Regions from separate parts of the Mus musculus genome. Here region 1 is linked to region 2. The links are chromatin loops, found by intact Hi-C in ENCODE. Cell type or tissue: heart. All regions are shown on one strand.

Region 1 (8,000 bases), 160 kb after region 2:
CGCTTTTGAGTGGGCTCCCAAGATGTCAGGCCCTTTCTGAGTTAGCCTCCACGGTGTTATGGTGTGGAGGAGGCAGTTATCACCGACCACGGCTAAGCCTCGCACCCTCTGCCCCCCTCGGGTGATGCCACCTGTGAGGGGTTATCTGGGCTCTCCTCCTGGGCTTGCAACTGTTATGGACTTGATTCCAGCTTGCAGGGATGGCGGGCAGCTTCACTTGCATCGCAGTAACAGTAGGCCTGTGGGTGTTGGATTTGACTGGTCTTGACTATTTTCCTAGGATTTCAGAGTATTCAGTAGGAATATTTTGTGGGGACCTGGAGATGCAGTGACTAGTGCAGCAGTAACCATTGCTGAGACGGTTCCTGGAGGGGGCCATTGTGGGGAGCAGCTGACCTGCTGAAGGGCCAGCACTGGACGTGGGTGCTCCACACTCTTCTGTCGATCTTCAGTGGCAGAGACATGTCCTGGGTCGATGGCCTTTCCATCCTGCTCTGGGCCTTACTGGCCCAAGGAGGGCAGACGAGTGATATGGGAAGCAAGCAGGTAGCCACAGAGCCCGTCTTCATCTGCCTGCTGACATGCAGGGACTCTTCAGACATGCCAGCTCAGGGGGAAGCTGGGAACTGCAGCAGGCGAAGGAACCCATAAGGCTAGCCACCTGTTTCATGTATGCACAGGTGTGCCAGACAGCAGGTTGCCCTCTGGGAAAACCAACATGGGAAATGTTGATTTTCAGGAAAGCAGAGCTTTAGGTGACAGACATGTCCTTGCTGTGGGAGAGGCCTCCACCACATCGACTTGCTCAGTGTACCACTCTAGGTGCCCACCAAAGACACAGATGGAACCATATCACTATGCCCGCCACGCCAGCTGCCTTGGGAGCTGCAGACTCCACCTAGAACATCTGCTCAGGGTCTGGACTGATTTCTTCCTCACAACATGGGAATATTGGCTGAAGGAGAAATCTGATGGGTCAAGATCAGAAAAGCAGAGCTGTCCAGACAAAGGCTGACCATCCTGTAGTCTTCTCAGGATACACAAGACGCTAATGCTGGCGGGTCTAGGGGATGAGGGCTGTTCTGAAGGTGGAGCTTGCTCTATAGAGACACCTGAGGACGGAAGAGCTAGTAGATACCCACCTCATCTGCCCGAGGGTCAAAAGGAAAAGGTGAGACGTTTCCCTGCTAGTGGTTAACAGGCACATACCCCGAGGTGACAGGACAGTACAAGCTGGGAGGGACAGAGCACTGAGAGCCACTGAAGCAATGTCAAGCAGGAACAAAAGCCAGCTCTGTGTGATGACAGCAATGGCAGTGTCCAGAGTTCAGCGATCAGTTGCCCACTCCCAAACAGCTCATATTCCTTAGCATGGTAGCTTTAAACAGAAAATAAGTGTGGGTTGGGGGTGCAGAAATAAAAACCCCTGCTGGTTCCTTCAATCATGCAGCCACTGTGGAAAAATGCGGCAGCTCCACACACACAAAAAAAAATTGAAAATGCAACTACTGCATGGTGTAGCCATTCCACTGCTGGGTCCACAAACCCAAAGGCCTGCACGTGTATGCTCAGAGCACTATCCCCAGAGCCCACTGAAATGCATGAAGAGGGGAAATGGGACTTGTATGCATATGTGCCACTCGGCCATCGGGAGCCTCCTGCACGTGTTTCAGTGAGCATGGACTTGAAGCTGCGACGATCAGCAAGAACAGCCAGCCACTAAGGAACAAGTCTATCCACGGAGTCCCCGGAGGAGCCAGAGTAACTGAGACAAAAGAGGGGTGGGTGCTAGGGCTCTCAGGGATTGGGAAGTCTGGGTCAAACGGGCCAGTCTGTTTGTTTACATAGAAGAGATTGTGGACCGATGGTGGTAATGGCCACACAGTAATTTAAGCATTTAATGCCACCAAACTGGACACTTAAAACAGGACGAGATGGTACACTTCTGGTTTGTGTGTGTGACTGATGGCAACATAAAGAACAGTGGTGCCCGGAGGAAGCAGATTTGATGACTGTTCCCACCCCACAGCCTCCCTTGGCTGATGTCCCCACTCCATGCAGGTAGTGGCCCATGCGTGGGAGAGCTCGGTGCAGATGGTCATTGGCTAAGCAAGCCTCAGGAAACTCTGCCTCCCTTGGCTAATGAGGGCTGAGTGACAGCCCAGGGTTACCTTCTCTCACTTGGGCGGCAAGTGAGACCTCTTGCTGCCTCTGCAGCGCAGGTCAGTAAGAGTTGTGTTAGGCCGGCAGTTGTGGATACCCATGGTGTCTAAGTCCTGATTTCCAGATGGCGTCACCTGTCCTCTTGGACCTGGGTACCTTTTCTGTTCAGTGTCCAAAAGATCCAGGAAGAAAGTTCTTTAGCCTTCCCATGAAAATTAAAAAAAAAAAAAAAAAAAGTGGCTGGTTTGCGGCCTTTCTGTCCGAATGTGCGTCTGTCCTTTGGTCACTCCTTTGTGGCTGCTTCAGCTCATGCTATTGTTTTTCTGGTGCAGTCAGCACGTCTAAGCCAGAGGCCGATTTGTCCCCTCCCCTGGACACTGCTCCTGCTGTCCAGCCACAGGATGCTGGGAACTGGGCTATTGAGAATTGAGCTGAAGGATACACAACCCCCAACCCTACTCCTGAGGAAGGTACCTTTGTGAGTCTTGTGGAGTTCAAGGTTCTGACTTCAGGAGGAGAAGCCACGGCAACCTGAGCAGTTTTAGCCTGTGTGGCAGTCTTGTGTGCACTGCTTAGGCATTCAAGGCCTCCCTGCTGCCTGCCTTAGAGCCAAACTTGGAACAAGGATCCAAGGCTGGGCATGCTGCTGGTGAGCAGGTCTTGACTGCCCCCTGGTGGACATTCTGTAGGCTGGTGCAGATGAAAGTGAGGCACACCACAAATTTCAGGTTGCAGAAAGGAAGGCCTGGGCAGAGCCCCAAACCCCAGCCACGGATGGTTAGTGGCCAGCAGTGAAGAAGCCCTACTGGATGTCTGAGGACATGTGGAACAGAATCACCTCCGGGAACTGGGCAAAACTTTTCATTATTCTTCCTGCCCAAGTGGTGGTGGTGATGTTATCTTTCTGGGCTGTCAACGGCAGCTCATTCATTGATGTGATGGGTTCTGGAGGGACCCACTGGGGCAAGGCCTTTCCCAAATCCCAGGGAAAGAGGGTCAGGTATATGGATCAAGCCTGGGTGTTGAGGCCACAAGCTCTTCTGCCCCTTTCTGGACTGGGAAACCGTGTTTGGGCCTCCGTTTTCCCATTTATAAAATATGGCAAACAGTCCCTTCACAGAAGTGTGGGATAGTTCGTGTGAATCCATGAGCGGAAGGTTTGGAAGTATCTAGTAGGTAGGAGGTGATTGACAGCCCTGGTCTTCTTCCCTGGAAACAAGACCCTTGTGTGCAGGCCAGACAGGAAGTGAGTGACTCCTTTAGGTCCTCATTACCTTGTACTCTCCCATCGCACCTGGAAATTGATCCTGCTTTGGACAGGCTGTCAAGGCAGGACTTCTGAGGATGAGCCCCCAGACGGGGAGGAGCCAGAATGGTGAGTGGTCACAACAGCAGGTACAGATGGTATGCAGACTGTCTCAGGCACAGCTCAGAGGCAGATTCTAGGCCAGCAGGGGGCAGTGTCCACACAGACCCCCAACAGCCCTGACCAGAGCAGTCCTATGGGACAGTTTTTATGTCAACTTGACACAAGAGAGGATCATTGGCAAAGAGCAAATCCTAGCTGAGAAAATACTGCCACAGCGTTAACCTGAAGACAGTGCTGATGGCTGACTGATGTGGGAGGGCCCAGCTCACTGTGGGAAGTATCACCCCTCATCTGGTGGTACTGGGTGCTGTAAGAAAGCTGAACAAAGCCTTGGGGAACAAGCTAGTAAGTAGCGTTCTCTCAAGGCCTTTGATTTAGTTCCTGCTTCCAGGTTCCCATCTCGGGTTCCTGTCCTGACTTCCCCGTGATGGGCCTTTACCAGGCAGTGTAACGTGATAAAAGCCCTCTCCTTCCCAAGCTGCTTTTGGTGATGATGTTTTATCACAGCTATAGGGACCGTACTCAGGCGTGGGCTGAGATCTACCCAAGCATAACTCTTCTGTTCTGCACTCAGGGCTGGGCATCCTGTGTATACAGGTCTGGGCACCCATGCAGTGTTCTCTGTGGCCCTATAGTTCTGTGGGAGTTGTCATACACCACTCCATTTCCATTAAGGAGCCAGGCCCCCTGAACCTTTTTCCCTAGTCAGTGGACAGTGTCAGCAGTCGGCAGAGGGAGCTGAAGGCTCAGGAGAAGTAGGGTTTTGTTCTCTGAGGTCACAGCATCTGGTCAATTTCCTCCAGGAGTCCCCTCCCCCCAGTAGCTCTGTGGCTACCCTTCTTCCCAGTTCTGCATGAACTGGGCTGGGTTCATCCTGCTTCCAGGGGCCAGCTCCTTCCAGTTGTCAATCTGCCATTTGAGAAATCTGGAAAAATATGATCGCATCATCCTGGTTAACTATGATACGACGAGAAAGAAATGGCTGAGGAAGTCTGACTCTCGGGAGTCTAGAGGCCTAAACCTGTCCTTCCTTCCTGCTGGAACCCCCCAGCAGGTCTCACATCACTGTCAAGCAAGCAGCAACACTTGGGGTTCAGGGCCTCACCTGTGACAACTGGAATTGCCAAGAAGCCAATCCCAGGGCCTTAAGCTCTTACTTCCTGGTGGAGTTGGCTTGCCATCAGCCCAGGAGTGGTGGAACCAGGCCCAGCCCTGTCCCAGGACAGCCCCGACTGTAATCTGTTTCTTCTTTCGCCTCTCCTGGTAGCTTGACAGTTTTCCTGGCCAATAGCTTCACATTTCTCACTAAGAGCATTGGTGTAGTCCTTTCTCTTGCCCATGAAATCCACGGTTTCTCTTATCTCCCATTCGGACAAGCACAAGCATTGGGACAGACCTCAGTTTCCCTTGTGGCACAGGGCTCATCAGACTTGAGGACTGAATAAGGAAAGTCAGCCTCTGGGGCGCTCTGGGGGTGTGAGAGGAGTTGAGTGTGAGTCCATTCTCTCCAAGGGCACTGCCAGATGAAGTGTGGGCAAACACCATCAAGGCTCCCAGTCCTCTAACGGCCTCCCGCCTTTCCTCTGTACCTTGTATGTGGAGCCGTCGGCACAGCACAGCACCCCGTGTCCCTGACGCTGGTCTCGAACCCAATCACCTTCGTACTTGTCACCATTCCTGAGGGCACAGCACAGGACCCTCATGAGGCTAAGAACCAGGTGGTAGCAGTGACTCAGACCAACTCCTCTGACCGGGCGCAGCAAGCACACCGGGGCCAAGGCAAAAATAGGCCCTGAACAGATGGTCTGTGAGCTCCTGCCTTGCCAGAGCTGGCTCAGGAGGGCTGTGACAGGCGGGGACATGTATGCATACCTGCGCGCCCCCCCATGGTAGGACCCATTTTCCAGAGCATGCTGGGCCCTGTGCAGGACACGTTTGGCTTCTGCTACTCAAAATGGGAAATGGCAGAGATTGAGGAGGAAATGGGAGAGGTGACGTTGCCTGTTTCAAGGGCAGGTGCTGGGTAAAAATCCACCCAGGAAGCTGAACACAGGCTTAAGGTCTCTAACCCTCTGCCTCAACGGCAGCAGCTTCATTGACCAGTATCCTTGCTCAAACCCAGGTCCTTGGGATCCATTCTTGGGTGCTAGGTCCTGGATTCAACAAGTGTGTGAGGAGGCAGAGATAGACGTACAGACAGACAAACATACATACAGAGAAAAGCAGTGAAGTCTCAGGACATATGTAAGGCCTGGGTACTAGGCAGTGCTTTCTACAAAATCTACCTGCCCAGACCCCTGTGGCCACCAGCATTCTAGGAGGTAGGGGGGCCACTCTTGTTCCCAAGTAGCAGCTTATACCTCCAACACCCGTACTCACTTAAAGATCATCTGCCCACGGCCATGTCTCTTGTTGTCATGGAAGGAACCCTGGTATACCTGCCCGTCCTGATCCTCCAGAAACCCCTGCCCTAGTGAAAGAAACCAAAATACACCAACTTGATTCCACACCTCCTGCTAGTGATGGCCCTTCCTCTCTCCTCCCTTAGCGGCCTGGAGGAGATCTGCCTGCACTTAATTCTGGCAGGAAGTTGGATTTAGAAGATTGAGTACCAGGGCCCCACTGGCCTCCTAGACCTGCCCATTAGCTCTGTTCAACATGAATGGTAGATGTGCCGGGCGTGGTGGCGCACGGGAGGCAGAGGCAGGCGAATTTCTGAGTTCGTGGCCAGCCTGGTCTACAAAGTGAGTTCCAGGACAGCCAGGGCTATACAGAGAAACCCTGTCTCGAAAAACCAAAAAAAAAAAAAAAAAAAAAAAAAAAAAGGTAGATGTATTTAGGGACAGATAGCTGCCACTGCCCAGGTCAGCAGGGCTCATAAAATCGATCCTGACTAGCTATCACAGGTTCTAATGGGGGCTACACAGAAGGCTCTCCACAACCAACCACTGGGCTTTTGTGGACAGTATAGGGGGATGCTTCGAGTCCACTTGAATGTTTCTGTCTCAGAATTAATTACTCTGTACACGGTAAGCACGGCAGGGCTCTGCCTGAGTTCCCCTGCAAGGTTTGTCACCTTGAAGGGCCAGAGAAATGTGAATAAAGATGGGGTCTTGCTGAGCTGTCGATACCCTCAGCTTCTAGACAATTCAGAAACTCAAGGGTATTTCTGTCCCCTAGCTCAAGTAAAGCTGGAGAAAGAAAGGGAAGTTCCCGCTGCATTCATACACACTACAATCTGCTAGGTTCATTTACGGCATTCGTTAGTCTTTCCCGGTGTCCAAAGGCACAGGTATCTCTTCAATCAACCCCTCATCCTCTTTGGCCTTGCAGACCATACATGAGGTGACTGACTCAGGCCTTAGGGGCCCGATAGTCCAGTGTCACTGGGATCTTGGGAGAGCGGATCTGGTCAAAGCACGGCTGCAGCAGCAGGATGACTCACTCTGAAACTGCAGACTTGCCTCAGGCCAACCTGTGGGACCCATGCTTATCATCAAAGAACTGTGTGCTGTTTTAACCTGTAAGTGGTAGACAGTACAGATAGCGGATGTGGGCATGACACAAGTCCCAGGAGATGGGAGGCAGCCCGCTTTCTGTATATAGGCTCTGATGGGCTCATCTGCACTGCAGGCAGAAAAAGGGGTACCAACCAATCCCTGCCTCTGAAGTCAGACAGGCTAGCTTAGTGGTCTTCCACCCGAGCACACACAGACCCCCCCCCCCAAGCCCCCGGGTACCAGACCTTCCCTCAGGCCTTGGGAGAGCTCCCCTTCATAGCGACCTCCGGCTTTGTACTTCATGACGCCGTGCCCTTGAGGCTCTCCTAAAACAAACTGTCCAGAGTAGGTGTTTCCTGGGGCAGACAGAAGTGGAGAGTCAGGTAATTTCCGGTTCTCTGCTGTGCCCCAGCCAATGGCAGTGGAGATGACGCCAGTCATTTTCATTTTCTTCTTTTTCTTTCTTTTTTCCTTTTTCTTTTTTTTTTTTTTTTTAGTTTTTATGAGACAGGGTTTCTCTGTGTAGTTCTGGATGTCATGAAACTTGATCTGTAGACCAAGGTGGCCTCAAACTCAGAGATCCCCCTGCCTGCGCATTCCAAATGTTAGGATAAAGGTATATGCCACCACCTCCCGGCCTGAGGTGTTTTCAAATGGAGGTCTCTGTCTCTATGTAGACTAGGCTGGCCTCTGAAGCACAAAGATCTGTCTTCCTTTGTTTTCTGAGTGCTGGGATTAGAGGTGTGCGCTACTACACCTGGCTGGTGTCTGTCTCTTTACCTTACTCTTTGGTATGGACAGCGAGGAAGAGAATATGCTTTGGACCTGTGTCCATACCCTGGCTGGGATGGCAGACTGCCACGGAAGCCCTTGCCTGTGGCACTGATGGGGTACAACGAAGGACTCTCCTGGATTTTTAAAAACCACTGAACCCAAGAGAAAAGCCCAAGAAAAAAGCTCTCCTGAGT
Region 2 (8,000 bases):
ACACAGCTCATCCCTGGCTATAGCAAGCCAACATGGATTCATTCCAGTTTATGAATGTACTACTAGAGTCACAATCAGGCATGGTACACACTGGTTATCCCAGCTACTCTGAAAGCTGAAGCAAGAAGGCAGCTTGGCCTCTGATGTTCAATACCTAGGTCACACATTGAAATAAAAGGACTGGGGGGACAGACAGCCAGGGGTTATGGGGGACAGATGAACAGACACAGACATGCAGAGACACACACAGAAAATTCACAATCACCAGGTCTCACCATATTAGTAAACATCTCCACCTGGTGAACTGCTTCACCGGTTGCCTATCTGACACACAGACATCAGAAAATATATTGGTTTCCCTATCTGTAGGTCCTACATCTGCAGATTCAAAGAATCACAGATTAAAAAATAAATACTTTTTAAAAGCGACTGGACTAAATATAAAGACTTGCCCTTGTAATCGCTCCCGAAGCAATAAAGAATTAGCAGCTGCTTCCATAGAGCCACTTAGAGATGTAGAATCCAGGAAGTAACAACTGTTTTATGTAAAAAGGACTTGAGTATCTGCAGACTGGTAAACTGGGGGGTCGGGGGGAGAGGGTACTACACTGAGTTCCCAAAGGTGGGGAAAGACTTAGGACGTTTCTGAATAGAGCAGTAAGATCTTGGAATGAAGAACACTGTATACATTTCAACCTAGTGTTCAATTCCTGCCAGCTTTAGGAAAAAAAATAGTGCTCTGTGTGGCTCACACTGGGCTAAAGGAAGGAACGAGTGGTGTGGTCCCCCTGAGGGGCATCCCCGGGCTCCCTTGTGCCAGCTCAGCTGGGCAGCAATGTCTGCATAGACTGCCCTCAGAGGACAATATGACAGCTCGCTGTCGAGCTGACCTGCCTCCTTAACAGATCCTACCCATTGTGACAACATCCCTGCCATTTAAGCCCCAGAACACCCTGCAGTGGGGCAGGAATAGAAGGGAACGCCTTGAAGTCCATGGGACATGATTTTCCGCCAGTCAGCCTAGTGATCTGGCTGCCACCTCAGGTGAGTCTGGTCAAATACATCCCAGTTCCTTTATAGCGCAACGTGAAAATGAATCACTCCAGACTTGCTAAGACTTGAGCCCACCTTGCTCACACCTACCTCAGAAAAGCAAGGCACTTTGCCAAGCTTTCATACAGCCAATTGAAAAGCACCCAGAGGATGGAGCATCCCTCTTCAATGGCCCTGTCTTCAAGTCTTTTCTTAGACACACCCAAGGACAGCACACACAAAAAGCCATCCTGGAACAAGAGGGGGGCAGGAGCCCTGACAAGATTGGGAATCTAATGGGCTCTTTGAAAACGAATTCCCCAAAAGGGTCCGAGCCCTCAGCTTCTGCCCCTGGGTAAGAAACATGGAGGTGTCCACTTTTCAAACCATACACTCTCCCATAAACAGGACCCCACTTGGAGACAGCCACAACCTGACGCAACCCAGCCCACACTCAGCATCCCCCTGTCTGAGCTTTGTGGGTAGCTGTGGCTGAGGGCTGGGCCTGGGGATCCTCCAAAATCCATAAAGGCTTGATTCTAATAAAAAGGCACATTTTGGAGGTTAGAAAGATGGCTCAGTTGGTAAAGTACCTTCTATGCAAACATTACCAATGTAAAGGTTATACGTATTCACAACCCAAGTACTGGGGGCTGGGAGAAATGGTGGAACCCGAGCCCCTCGGCTAGACACCCGAGCCAAATCAGTGAGCTCTAGGTTCAGTGAGCGATTCTCTCAAAAAAAACAAGGTGGGAAGTGTCAAGAAAAACTTGACCTGGCCTCTGTGCACATGGGTGCCTCTGTGCAAAACCCTCTGAGCATGTAGATATACTACGCAAACAATAAATATGCACATTTTTTTCTGTTTTTGTTTTTTGAGACAGGATCTCTCTACATAGAACTGGCTGTTCTGGAATTCACTATGTAGACCAGGCTGGCCTGGAGCTCAGACATCTGCCCCTCAAGAGCTGGGATTAAAGGCATATAAGCCACCACTCCCAGCTCAGCACAAATAGTTTTTTAAATCATTTGGAGGAGACTGTTGGGCTCTGAACTAGGCGCTGCCTTATGTTCTGACAGCTGCTTAATCAAGCTAACTTTGCGCTTGATTAACCAGGACTAGCAAAAAGGCTCAGCAAATAAAGGTTCCTGCTGCCAAGTCTGAGGGTCTGAGTTCAATCCCTAGGACTCGCATGGTGGAAGCTAAGAACAGATTTCAAGAAGTTGTCTTCTGACCTCCACATGCATATGTGCCATGCACACATATATGTAAATATTTATAATTTAAATTTTAGTTCTATAAACAAAAGGCCAGAGCCACATCCAGGCACTCTCTTAGCCTCCTAAGTCGGTGGACCTTACACCCTGCTAAGTCTTAAGTGATAGGACACTCACTTCGGGTCAAACGCCTTCTGGCACAACGGGCAACTCAGCAACGCAAGTGGACTCTGCACAGGCACACACTCCTGGGCGCTGGGAGTTCGACCAGAATTTAGTGCAGGGCATCCTTTCAGGGATGGAGTAGGTGACCCCAGGGAGCCTTCAGGTTCACAGAACAGGTGGCGGGAGCTTCCAGAGCCACGAAGGGCAGGTGGCAAAGGCGTCCAGGAGAAAGTCTTGGATCCCACAGTGAAGGCCTCAGGAGGCACAGTGGACTCTGGGTCAGGTAGAGACTCCTGAAAAGTAAGTCCCCATAAGGTCACAGCCACCAACACCATGACCTCCCCCAGGGCCTGAGAACTCTCTCCCAGGTCATCCTTCTTTAGTGCTTTTGGACACACCTGGCTGGGAAAAGCAGGCAGCGGTGGTAATGGCTGACGGTTCGGGGTCCAATCCGCGGTCCCGCTCACGGTGCTGCGCAACAGAGCAGCCCAGGGCTCACTCTTACTTCCCTCCGAGAGAAACCAAGGGCGGCAGTTAGGGGGCCTGGGAAGCACAGGAAGAGTCAGCCGGGGCATCCATGGTAGAGATATCGTGAAGAGTTGATTCTACAGTGAGGGGTACCAGGGCTAGGGAGCAGGTCCACAATGGGGTAATGGAGGAGGGAGTCCATAGTAAGAGACCGGGAAGGAACCTCACTTAGAAGGGTAAATGGACTCTTGGGGGAAACGGAGCCTGGGGCTGAGAAAGAAGTGGATAAATGGGCGACGTGAAGAGGGGTGGCGGAGGTGGTGGTGGGGAACAGCAGCGTTGGGGCGGAAGAAGCGACCGCGCCCCGAGAGAGGCGGAGCGCGGCTGGTAGCGAGATGCACGCGTGCGAGGAACCCCGCAGCTAGGCGGGAACATCGAGGCGTCCCCATCGCCTTCCCGGTGTCTCAGCGCCTTCCAAAGCCCCCAGGACCCCACCCTTCCGCTCTGTCCCGCCTCACCCGCCCCCCGCGGGCGGCCTCCGACGGCTCAGCCTCCCCCGCAGTCTCCGCTCCTCCTCCATCCTTCTCCAAACAGCGTCCGGCGGAAGTGAGACTTACAGCCCGGCCCGCCCTCCGACCGGGATCCGCTCCGGCGGCTTCCAGACCCCCCCCACTCTCCGCTCTGCCAAGTGCCAGCTCCCCTTTGTGGCGCTGGAAATCTAAGGCGCCGAGATCCCAACCGTTGGGAACACGAGGCTGCCGCCTTGAGGGAGAGGCGGGACAGGGCGGAGCTGCCCTCCAGTTTGCAGGGGTGCGAGATTGGGCCACTCGAGCCTGTGCAGAGCCTGGGCTCCCTTCCGTCAACACGTGCAGAGAGCTGTCAGGCTTGCCCTGCCGGTGGCACCTCCCAGACAATGCCCTGCCTCAGTTTCCAGTTCTGTAGTCTTTTTCAGGAAGGCCCCATGGATAGGACCAAATTCTCAGGCCCAGTTTTGCCAGCATCTTCTTCTTAAAGGAGGAACTGGGTTTTTCTACCAAAGAGAAGAGCAATCAAACCGCAAAGCCCAGGGGACGAAGGCTCAGAGTGAAAAACCCGGGCTTCCTACCTAACCAATATCCCGTCCTGCAATCCTGCAGCCCATCACTTGGTGGCAGCAAAAGTCCAGGCACTTTGATGTACGCATTGGGATTCGCTAGTAGCTTTCTACTTCACAGCCCCCAGGGGTCAGGGCCGTTCCAAACGCCTGTCCTGCAACCATCTGACTCGCAGACCCTTTTCCTGGGTCTTCCTCCAGTCAGAGCTTTGCACCCCATCCTTAGGTGAGATCACACACACACACACACACACACACACACACACACACACACACACCGTGTGTACTTCCAGGTTCCACATCCTGGAAGTTGTGTCTAGACCAGGGTCTGGGGATGGTTTCTGCACTAAGGTTGTCTTCTGTCTCTGCAGACTTGAAGAGGAAGAGCAAGTTTAATCTCGGAGAGCGCATGTATTTGTGCCGTATGTGTCTGGTGCCCACAGAGATTGGAAAAAGGTCTTGGACCGCCTAGAACTGTGGTTACAGACAGTTGTGAGCTACCATGTGGGTGCTAGGAAATGAACCTGAATCCTTTGCAAGAACACTGGCACAGACCTTTCATCCCAGTACCCAGGAGGCAGAGACAGGAGGATCTCTATGAGTTTGGTTTATGGAGTGAGTTCCAGGAAAGCAGGGCTATGAAGAAAGATCCTGTCTCAAACAAAACAAAACAAAAAGTTGAATTTGGGCTAGGGAGGTGACTCAGTAGGCAAAGTGTCTATGCAAGCATAAGGGCCTGAGGTCAGTTCTCAGAATTGACATGAAACCATGCAGGACAGCGCAAGTCTGGACTCCAGGTGTGCTGTGAGAGGAGAGGCAGAAACAGGAGGTTCCCCTCGCCTGAAGCTTTTGGGACTTGTGGACACAGTGCCTTCACAAGGTGGAAGGCGAGGTTGTCCTCTGACCTCCACCACGGTGTGTGTGCCCACCCTCACAACACACAGGAAGGAATTTTTAAAAAATATTTATGTATGAAAGTAATCTATCGACGGGCGTGGTGGCACACGCCTTTAAATCCCAGCACTCGGGAGGCAGAGGCAGGCGGTTTTCTGAGTTCAAGGCCAGCCTGGTCTACAAAGTGAGTTCCAGGACAGCCAGGGCTATACGGAGAAACCCTGTCTCGAAAAAACAAACCAAACCAAAACAAAACAAAACAAAAAAAACAAAATAACAAAATAACAAAAAAAAAAAGTAATCTATCTGCATGTACACCTGCATGCCAGAAGAGGGCATCAGATCCTAGTATGGATGGTTGTGAGCCACCATGTGGTTGCTGGGAACTGAACTCAGGATCTCTGGGAGAGCAGTCAGTACTCTTAACCACTGAACTATCTCTCCAGACCAGGAAATAATTAATAATAATAATAACAACAACAACATAAAAATTAAAGCCAGATGGTGGTGGTGCATGCCTTTAATCCCAGCACTCAGGAGGCAGAAACATGTGGATCTCTGTGAGTTCGAGGCCAGCCTGGTTTACAGAGCAAGTTCCAGGACAGCCAGGGCTACAAAAAGAAAAACCCTGTCTTGAAAAACAATAACAACAAAATTAAGGTTGAATTTGATGAAAATATTTTACTCTCCTGGAACTATCTGTTGTGGTGATAAGAAAGTTATTGGAAAATACTCTCTGGTTGGGATTAACCCTTGCATTTCAGAAACAACTTTTTTTTTTGAGCCAAGATTCACAACAGTTACAAAAGGATATTTCAGCCCCCCCCCCTTTTTTTGAGACAGGGTTTCTCTGTGTAGCCCCTGGCTGTCCTGGAACTCACTTTGTAGACCAGGCTGGCCTTGAACTCAGAAAACCACCTGCCTCTGCCTCCCGAGTGCTGGGATTAAAGGCGTGTGCCACCACGCCCGGCCTTATTTCAGCCCTTTGGAGGAGACACACAGTGGCACAGAAAGTGGCCCAGTGTAGGAGGCAATAAGGCTGCCTGTATCTGCCCAGTGCCCAGGTTGTGCCTACTTTCTTCTCTTAGGCTTTGCCCATCATTAGACTGAATTATCTTAGAGGAAGAGCCTAAACTCTACTCTCCAAAGCTAGTCTCAGAAGGAAAGAGGGTCTGCCAGCCAGGTTGGAGTTTTGGCATACTATTTTGTCAAGGTGGTATTAACAGAGTCCTGACTTTCTCACTAGCAAAGCTGATCCCCGGATTGGTCTCTGACATCAACAGGGGCCGATCAGTTGGTGGACTAGGTGAACCCGTCCATCATACTCCAGTTTGCGTCTGCTGGGGTCGTCCACGTCCTGCTTGGCTTCCTATATTCTCCCTGCCTTCCTGGGAACTAGGTTTACCATTCATCTACTGGACAGATGGGTCATGACAGCTCCTGTCTGTGACCAAGCCTAGAAAGGACACAGGCCTCTAGTTTTCAAGTGGGGCCTGTAGTAGGCCAGCATGCCGGGGGACATGCTCGTGCTATGCCACTCAGCTATCCCACTCTTACTGTGAGGCGGAACAGCATAGCATCTACACAGGGTACCCCAGCAATACTCACTTCACTGGCTGTACGAGGATGTCCAAGAGGCCTGGGCTGCTTCTCTGCCTGCGTGGCCTTCTGACAGCGGGCTGCATTCCCCACACCTGCTGGCCTGTGTATGCCAAGCAGGCAAGGCTGCCTGGAGCCAGGCACGGCGGCATTTATGGGGTGTGGGAGTGCCAGGCAGACAGGCTGTATGCGACAGTTGCCTGGGAAACATCGCAGGATCCGCCAGGCAGCAGAGTGGTTGTTCAGGCCCACACATGGGGTGTGGGGGCAAGGGTGTGTTGGGGGAGGGAGACGCTCAGACACTGCGGCTCCCTTACTCTACCTCTTCATGCTTCCAATTGGGGATCGTGGCCAGGAACTGCCCATGGTCAGCAGGCCAAAGCCAAGCTGGGGCAATCTAACCCAAAAAGCCAAGGGACACTGGAGGAGAGGCTACTGGGGGACAGGACCTTGCCCCATTTCAGCTCCCACCCCTGAGCCACCCTTCAGGCCACGCTTCCACACTTCTGTCGGTTCACAGTGACATTCTGACATTCAACAAACTCTTCCAGCCTCTTTTCCAAACCCTCTCATGGCCCAGTTCATGTTCATCAATCCAGGGCCTGTGCCTGCCTTTGTTGGCCCTTTCTCTAGGAGGTTAGCTCCTACAGCCCTAAGTCCGAGCCTTCCAGCCCTGCCCCCCAATGCCCTTCTAGGTTTTCCTGAAGCGCAACCATAGGGCAACTTCCAGAGGGCAGTTCTGTGTACTGTGCCCTAGCTGTGCCCAGAGCTTCAGAGGGACCACACGGTCACAGACATAGCAGAAAGAGGGACAGAGCCATAGAGAGCAGGGTGGCAGAAAGGGGGAAAACTTGGGGCCCCTCCTGTGGAGACAATAAGTCAAGCAGAAACCAAACTTTCCTGGTGTTATGGGGTGAGTGGGAGCCCCAGGGGACTCCCCAGGGAGGCTGTGGTTTCTCAGCTTCCACAGAGTCAGCTTTGACCCGGATCCAACAGCATTTACAGGAAACCTGCACATGGGAAGGCCCTTGACCCAGATGCCAGAGGTCTCTTAACCTTCTGGGCCCCTCAGCCAGGTGGATACAGGTTTAAAAAGCATCTGAGGTAAACAAATTGTGGGTAGTGTTTACCAGAGCCATCTGTTTCAGGCTGTGTCCCGGCTACATTTTAACTTTTGTTTTGTTTTGTCCTCTTACCCCTGGGGATAGAACTCAAGGCATGCTTCTCTAGTGAGCTTCACCCCCACCACACAGTCTGTACCGCTCCGAGTCTTTCACGAGGCAGGACGTAACACACACTCTGAATTCTGCTTGCACTGGAAAATCAAGCAGGTGGGCTACACAGTGCAGGCTCCTGAGATCCAGGGCTACAAGGACAGGAGCAACTTTTCTGGGCTTAAAAGCACTTTCCAGAAGAAACCAAAACGCTGGGTGGGGGAGGTGTGTACTGTCTTGTGTTTGCTCACCTGGAAGAACTGTATGTTATAGAAGTAACAAAACAAAAAGATCTGAAAGGTATTTGGCTCAATTAG

The links. Peaks named below come from ENCODE experiments on the same cell type or tissue, not always from the same donor. Only the 100,000 strongest peaks of a DNase experiment are listed, where the experiment ranks them.
Region 1: it touches region 2 in a loop (7-fold over the local background); 41 of 42 quality-filtered maps call a loop at or near these places.

Annotation. Positions count from the first base shown.
Region 1 is chr4:155,090,271-155,098,270 of GRCm38, reverse strand. It overlaps Morn1 (MORN repeat containing 1), which reads right to left. Exons shown (of 14, transcript NM_001081100.1): 4 at 7,278-7,388; 5 at 5,912-6,002; 6 at 5,122-5,209. Among named protein-coding and RNA genes, the nearest start is that of Morn1, 7.7 kb to the right of the region's middle. In heart, a CTCF peak has its summit at 3,623 (motif pointing right); DNase peaks (open chromatin) are centred at 2,830 and 3,540; H3K27ac peaks cover 557 bases.
Region 2 is chr4:155,245,464-155,253,463 of GRCm38, reverse strand. It overlaps Faap20 (Fanconi anemia core complex associated protein 20), which reads right to left and starts at 3,498. Exons shown (of 4, transcript NM_001190445.1): 1 at 3,402-3,498; 2 at 2,814-2,958; 3 at 2,428-2,708. The coding sequence starts at 3,463. In heart, CTCF peaks have their summits at 4,027 and 5,202 (motif pointing right); DNase peaks (open chromatin) are centred at 2,993, 3,453, 4,023 and 6,473; H3K4me3 peaks cover 2,423 bases; H3K27ac peaks cover 4,013 bases.